2 separate regions of the Mus musculus genome follow, and region 1 is linked to region 2. The links are chromatin contacts, found by POLR2A ChIA-PET in ENCODE. All regions are on one chromosome and are shown on one strand. The core of a region is the stretch at or near the end of the contact, and the rest is flanking DNA. Distances in the headings are between cores, read along the strand shown.

Evidence for each region. ChIA-PET counts read pairs that join two places held with the same protein, here RNA polymerase II (POLR2A).
Region 1: POLR2A ChIA-PET joins it to region 2 with 10 read pairs in embryonic stem cell. The contact joins the promoter of Bola1 here to the promoter of Otud7b in region 2. POLR2A ChIA-PET finds 5 or more read pairs at or near these places in 3 of 5 experiments (Patski and embryonic stem cell).

Annotation. Positions count from the first base shown.
Region 1 is chr3:96,195,665-96,199,713 of GRCm38, forward strand. Bola1 (bolA-like 1 (E. coli)) reads right to left here and starts at 1,922. Exons shown (of 2, transcript NM_026975.2): 1 at 1,886-1,922; 2 at 924-1,615. The coding sequence starts at 1,612. The coding sequence ends at 1,199.
Region 2 is chr3:96,102,624-96,106,240 of GRCm38, forward strand. Otud7b (OTU domain containing 7B) reads left to right here and starts at 1,904. Exons shown (of 12, transcript NM_001025614.1): 1 at 1,904-2,196. Gm30044 (a long non-coding RNA gene) reads right to left here and starts at 1,733. Exons shown (of 2, transcript XR_375856.2): 1 at 1,565-1,733.

The sequences.
Region 1 (4,049 bases), core at 672-3,171, 93 kb after region 2:
ATTTACTTATTCTGGCTCTAGACGGTTAAGAGCCCTTGTTATTCTTGCAAAAATCGACATAAACATATTTTATTTGCATGAGCATTTTGCCTGCATATGTATATATGCACCATGTGCCTGGTACCCACCAAGGCCAGAAGAGGGCATTAGATCCCTTGCAACTGGAGTTCCAGTCCTTCGTGAGTCACCAAGTGGGTGCTGGGAATCAACTCTGGATCCTCTGGAGAGCAGAAAGTGTTCCACCACTTCTCTGGCCCCCCAGTTTTAAGCAATTTCTTTTGGGAATCCCTGCTACCTGCAGCTTGTCCTCGATTCTCCTGCCTCAAGTCCACGCTGCGCTACATTTCTCTTTTTTCTTTTCTGCTCCTAATGCTGGAATTAAAGGTGTGTGTAATTATTAAAGGTGTATTATATGTAAGTACATGGTAGCTGTCTTCTGACACTCCAGAAGGGGGCGCCACATCTCATCACGGATTGTTGTGAGCCACCATATGATTGCTGGGAACTGAACTCAGGACTTTCGGAAGAGCAGTCAGTACTCTTAACCACTGAGCCATCTCCATTCCCCAAACCTAGCCAATGTTTATTTCGGTTCTTTTCCTGCTTCAAATGCAGGAATTCCCTCTTTTCCGGGTTAATTTTGGTATCCTTGCAAAACCCAGATAGTTCACTTCCTCACAAATCCCTTCTCTAGCCTACAGGTAATTTTCTTCTCATAAGAACGTCTGTAGGGACCTAACAGCTGTGTAAACCTGATGGCCTCTCTGAGTTCAATTCCAGAACCATGCAACTGGGGGAGGAGTAACTCCGAAAATTACTCTCTGACACCCAAGTGCGCAGTGGTGTTATGCAACCTCCCCCAGCCCCCATATGCACTAATGATGTGTAGCTCCAATTTAACAGGTATTAAGAGCACCGTTTGACCTCATGCACCAGCTTCTCTTTTATTATCATGGCCCTTTCCGATTCATCAGGACCTTTCTCTAGTCTAGCCCAGGCAAGGGCAAGAGGGAGGGAGTGGCTGCTCTCTCCCTGGGCTAGCTTAGCTTTCACCAGAGGTGTCTTTGCCTCTGCATGGTGTTCATTAGCAGAAAAGGCAGAGCTCCTGGTCCGTACAAATCAAGGAATAAGGTAGTAGTGATGTAGTAGTTTATTCTCAGTCGACCCATTCGGATCGTTCTCCCAATCCAGGTATTTATTAAGAGGTCCCTCGAGTTTTCTTGCTCCCACCTAGGCAGGGGGGACTAATGTCCAACTGTGGGTTTTCTCTCCACTGGGCGGGGGTCTTCGCCTGGATGGCCAGGGCATGTACCGGTCCAGCCAGCTCCTCCGACAGTGCCTCGTGGACCAACCGGTGCCGTTGCAAGGGGCTCATCCCCTCGAAACGAGAGCTCACCACCGCCACGCGAAAATGCGTCTCGCTGCCTGCTGGGACTGCGTGGCCACCGCTCTCGTTGCGCAGCTCCAGTACCTCGGGGCTCAGGGCTTGCTCCAATTTGGCGCGAATAGCGGCTTCCACTGGTCCTGCAGCCGCAGATCCCGCGCTGCCCCGCGATACACACGAGCGCGTGGCCATGGAGACCATGCACTGGGCCGATCGCGCACTTAGCATTCGCTGCGGAGAAACGAAGGACACGGGACTGAGTCCACACACCCTGCCCACGCACCCCAGACAAGCACACCCTGGAACCGCCTCTACTCTGCGTGGCGGGTTAACGCGGCTTCTACGCCGGTAGCGGAGAGACAAAGGCGATTGAGCGGCCAGAGCGCTAGGCACTAAGGGCACTGGGAAAGCATGGCTGGGAGCTGAAAAATGGAAAATGTACAACTTGGTCCTTTTGGCTGAGTCAGAGCCCTATCGTCTCTCCGAACCCTAGGGTGGTACCTTTGTACTTGCTGCGCAGCCTGCTGTACCACCGCTTGATCTAACAACCGAATTTCCGGTCGGACCACGCAAACGCCGCGTCAGGAGGCTCGCTAGGAAACGCAGTCCGGTTGCGTCTGGCAGGCGTTACCCAGTACCCAGAGGTTTTATGGGAATTGTAGTCCCTGCTTCTCCCGACCGGTAAAATCCTGCAAAGTCGGGAAATTAGAGCAATAAAAACAAAAGTGTTTCCTGTAAATTTAAGATGGTTGCACCAGATTTGTAGCTTCTTGATCTATAACCCAAATAGCTTAAGTCATTTGTATGTAATTAATAAAAAAAGAAGTCTCATGTAGCCCAGGTTGGCCTTTACCACTCTAGAAATGTCCATTATTTCCTGATCCTCCTGCCTCTACCTCCTACCTGCTGGGATTACTGTCCTGGGTTATTGATAGAGTGCTTCCATAGCAAAAACAGATTCTTATGAGATTACAGCGGACCTTGCTCAATTCAGAGGGGAATGTCTGCTGGGACAGTTTTCTTCCCAAGATAATCTGTCCTGCCCCAAACAGAGAATTCCAGTGAGAAGGAAAATGAAGATCGTCACACAGTTCCCTAAGAGCTGCACTAACTTGCCTTGCCCCCGCGCGCTTCTGTGTAGGACCCCAGCTTTGTTCCTTTCGGAGATTCCTTTGTTCCTGAGAGAGATAGAATAAAGACAGCCCTGCTCTCAGAGTTTACAAAGCACTAGAGAAATAGTCATAATGTTCATTGTGATACCGTGTGTCAAGTGTGTGGTGGAAATACACACAGTTTACTGTAAGCATATTACCTACACGTGAGGACCAAAGAAATGACAAGAGACTTCTTAGAGCAGTGTAGGAGAAACAAGAAGACCACTTTCTCACCTCATTTGGTCAGGATGTGGTAACTGAATGAAATCAGCACATGACTGCAGTCTCCCCTCCCCTAGCCTGAAACCTGCTTGCTCAGGGGTGGAGCTTCCTGCTCATTCGTTCTGCCACGCCCACTGCTGGAACCTGCGGAGCCACACACGTGCACCTTTCTACTGGACCAGAGATTATTCCGCGGGAATCGGGTCCCCTCCCCCTTCCTTCATAACTAGTGTCGCAACAATAAAATTTGAGCCTTGATCAGAGTAACTGTCTTGGCTACATTCTTTTCTCTCGCCACCTAGCCCCTCTTCTCTTCCAGGTTTCCAAAATGCCTTTCCAGGCTAGAACCCAGGTTGTGGTCTGCTGGCCGGACACAACACATGACCACTCCAAGGAATGGCTGAGGCAGTTCCTACTCTGTGTGTGAGGGAGAACACAGCCAGAGGCATCTGGAAGGGTCTAGTGCAGGAAGAAAATAGAGCAAGCTAAACAGCAGACTGAACAGGGCTATGAAGGGAGAGGAGGGGAGGGAGAGTGAGAGATGGAGAGAGAGAGAGAGAGAGAGAGAGAGAGAGAGAGAGAGAGAGAGAGAGAGAGAGAGAGAGAGAGAGAGAGAGAACCAGAGCCAGAGCCAGAGTCAAGAGAACCAAGAAAGCTCATGGCCAAAATGGCTGGGTTATATAGTATAGGAGTCAGAAGCTGGAGAAGGGAAGGGAAGCCCTGAGCTGGAGCAGTTTGGAGATAGGGTGAAAAGAGCTAAGGAAAGCCATAGATAACGAGTTCTGCTGCCAGCGTGTACTTTGGTGTAATAGAAACCATAGTTACCTATTTGTCCCTGGCTTCTTTGGGACCCAACAGCAGCCTTGTCTTTGGGCTGTCCTGAAACTCATAATGTATACTAGGCTGGCCTCAGACTCTGTAGATCAGACTGGCCTTGTTTGAACCCAAAGATCCACTTGCCTCAGCTTCCCAAGAGCTGGGATTAATGGTGTGTGCCACTACTGCCAGATCAAAGATCAAAGTTTACTAAAAGAAGACAATGCTATAGACATTTGTTTGTTTTTTTAAACAAAACCAAACAAATACTAGGGTAGGCAAGCTGTAATCTCAAGGGGGAGAATGGAGACAAGAAGGAAACATTCCATGTTGTTTGAGTTAAGCAGGCATGAAAGACAGCCACATGATGGAGACCAGAGCTTTAGAGAAAAATAAGGAATCCTAAATTACCAGAAAAAGAAGACCTAGGCTCCGGACAGCATCCTAAGAAAGAATAAAGGAACAGTTGTACC
Region 2 (3,617 bases), core at 654-3,153:
GAGTCACTTAATGGATTAGGGACTGGCTGAGCTGGGACCAGAACCCAGGTGGCCTGGCTTCCAGCCCAGCTGACCACACTGCTACCCACACAGACAGAGCTGGCCAAGACAAGTAGCCCATTGAGCAATTACACAAACAACAATGCCTGATGGATGGTCGGAGTAAGAAACAGGCACAGAGCAATGGCAACCCCATCACTTCCTGATCCCTAAATTTCCAGGCAGGCCTACAATGTGCGATCGCTTAAATGGCTTTGACCAGCAACTTGGCTCAACTTTTTAATCTGGACCACTTTTTGTGGTCATTGCCACAAAACAAAAACAAAAACAAAAACAAAAACAAAAACAAAACAACAACAACAACAAAACCAACCCCTCTGCCTTGTACTTAAGGTGGAGAGAGCCTTTGAGCTCCATACCTGGTCCTAAGGAGTGTGTGAAAGTGTGTTAAACATAGTTAATCGATGAGTGTGAAAGCAGCTCTCAGTTTTGCAGAGTTCTGCCTTCCCACATCAGACTTAGCCAGCAGGGGCTAGTATGATCTACGGAATTCAGTGAGACCAAATCCTACCCTCTTCTCAAATTTGTCACAAAATAGTAGTTGCAATCGGTACTCCCTGGATCTTCTAAGCTCTGGCTTGCTAAGTTGCATTGTAAGTTGTGGTATCTTCCAAAGGCACCAGCTACTTTGCTTGGCTGAGACATGTATACGTGGCCTTAGGTTCAGCCCTAAACTTTCAACTCTAAACTTAAGGGTATTTTTCCAGTGGGTTTCCTGTTTCAGGTGTCAGTTCCTAGTCTGGATAATTCTGTGCTCTATCCTTCCCCATTAGAAACCAAAATTCTCAGCGAATACTGAGGAAAATGAAGAGCCAACTGCATTATGCTTTTACATAAACCCAGTGAACATAATTTTGATAATAAACACTGCCTTGAATGTGTGGATTCTAGAGATCTGAGTTAAATTTTAGGATTCATTTGGTTAGAGTATAGCATAAGCTGGGCCCATTTTTGTGTTTTCAATAAAGTAGTTCTTCTGGAAGCAGTCCATATTCCTTTACAAACATGAAAGGCTGAGATGGCTTGTTTGTGTGCTCCTAGGCACAGCTCATTGTAACCTCCGTGACATATATGTTTGTTTTGCTTTATATAAAATATTTCAGTGAATTCTATTAATACTAAATTGTTAGATTGCTGATGCTTGGGATTTATGTCTTGTTGCGTTTTCTATTTCCAGTCTTCCAGAATACAGTGCTTTTACAACAGTAGGGCTTCAATAAGTAAAGGCATTGAGTTATGCTGTAATGTTGTAAAAACACATTGACAATGTGTTTTTACAACATTAACTAAAAAACTGACTGTGGCAGGGATGTTACTAAGGGAGTATTGTTATGCAAGTGAATATAGCAAAGGGTACGTTCACGTCAAGAGTGAAGGAACAAGGGGAATGCATAGCTGGGTGGGGCTGGTTTGTAAGAAGCGATGTTCAATTCAGTCTGGTTGGTCCAGGATTGCGTGGAGTAACTAGAATTTCAACCTTCTCAAGTATTTTTATCCTTCTCACCTTTCGAAAGCTACTCCGCCAGTCTCCATTTCTTCCCTTAGGGCTGGCGCCAACTGATGCGACCCCAAAGTCTTAACAGTCCATGCCGAGCTCCCAGCTCCCGCTCAAAAGTGCCTCCGCCCGGGGGCTCGGGGACGCGAGCCAAAAACGCGCGGGGTCACGCGCCGGGCAAGCGCCAAACCGGCCACAGCCCCAAAGCGGTCCCGAGGGCGGGGCTGCTGCGGGGAGGGGCGGGGCGGGACGGGGCGGGGCCGGCCGCGCCGGGCGGGAGGAGGCCCGGGGGCGGCTAGGGTGTCACCGCCAACCCGCTCCGGCCGGAAACGGGCGCTTGTTTCCGGCCGGACGGCCGAAAGCCACCGATCCTGAACCAGCCGCTGGAGTCGGAGTGGCGACCCGGTGTGGAGGAGCCGGCGGAAAGCCATTGGGAAGAGGCCAGCTCCGGTCAGTCCCGGCTTGGCTCCAGCTCTATCTCCTGTGGAGAGCAACAGCCGCGGTCGCAGTGTCCGCCTCCGCCTCCATCGTCGTCGGGGGAGGGGCCGCTTGGACCCCGGGGTCACTGCCGAGGAATGAGGCGAGGCGGCCGGGCCCCGCGCTCCGCCCCGGCCTAGAGCCTTGCCCCGAGAGTCGCGAGGGTAACGGAGACCCCAGCCCTGACACCCTCCCCATCTCCTCCCCGCTCCTCCCGCCTCTCCAGCGCCCCAACTCTGCGTCGTCGAGCTCCACTGCTCACTCTCTCTGACGAGACTTCACCTGAAGCCATCTCCCCCTGAGCACCCGCTCTCTGCTTGGTCCCCACCTTCCTCCTTCACGCCAATCTTTCACCTGCGTCCTGCGCTCTCAGCCCTGGCCGGCGGTTCCTGTCCCTTCCCCAGCTGTGCTGGGCAGTTTGGATAGTCCCCTCTTGTCAGCTAGACTTTGGGAGACGGATGGCGGAGTTTTAGGGTGGTCTAGATGCAGCCCCCCCCCCCCAAGTAGGATAAAGTTCTTTTAAAGTCACTATAAAAGTAAAAAAGAAAAGCCAAGTTTGTTCTTAACGATAGCCAAACTGAGGTGCGTCCAGTAATGGAGGAAGGGGGGTAGGGAGGGAGGAGAGAGAGAGGGAGAGGGGAGAGAGGAGAGAGGAGAGAGAGACTGTGGTGAGTGTAGGTGTAGAAATTCTAGGGCAGGCTTATGGACTTCAGAAAAAAAAAGTTTCTGTGCGCTGATGGAAACTTTAGAAGCTGATGATGAGTAAGCTGGGGGCTGTGTGATCGCACTCTTCTCATAATTACTAGGTTAACGGTGTGGCTCCTGTTGAGATGGAATGGGATTTGTTTACTGGGCCGGCGTATTTTTAGCCTGTCGGCTCACAAGGACCAGCCCTCAGAGTCTGTCTCTCTTCTCTGGTGATAGAGTGTCAGTCTAACATAGGTGTCTTTTCTGGGCACAAGACACATGTAAAAATGGGGAAGTTGAGAGAAGCGAACTGGTGAGATTTGATCTAAGAGGTTATTCCCCCTCCCCCAAATTTTTTTTTCCCCTTAGGGAATTTTCATGACTGCAAAGCCAATCGCTAACCCGCTTTGACTTTGGCTTTCTTTATCTTTTTGTGAATACTACATAGGGTGTTTTATTTAGAAGCTGGTAATTTGTGGGTCTTTGGCTTTTCCTACAATATACTTAGGTCTTTTAGGATGCTGGATCCCTTTGTGTCTCAAAACCTGTCAGGTGGATAAGAAAAATAAGGAGAAGTGGTGGTAAGAAGACTCCAAAGGAGTAGCTAATTTCTATTTTTTATTTTTTTCTATGTTGCATATCTAAAAAGACATTTAGGAAATGTGTTTCTTAGTCAATGAGATTCTGTTCCTGAGGGATGGAGAAGTCTGCCAGGGAGAATCAGACTTGTAGTTAAATGTTGGCAGTATATAACTTACATAGGAACACATTCTAGGTAAACAATGAGGAATTAATTATGTTCTTTACCCTCATTGTTTTTCAAGCAGGTCTTTTAAGTTTACTAACCTGCTGTGCTAGTCTATTGATATTTTGAAGGTTAAAGAGAATGTAAAATAAA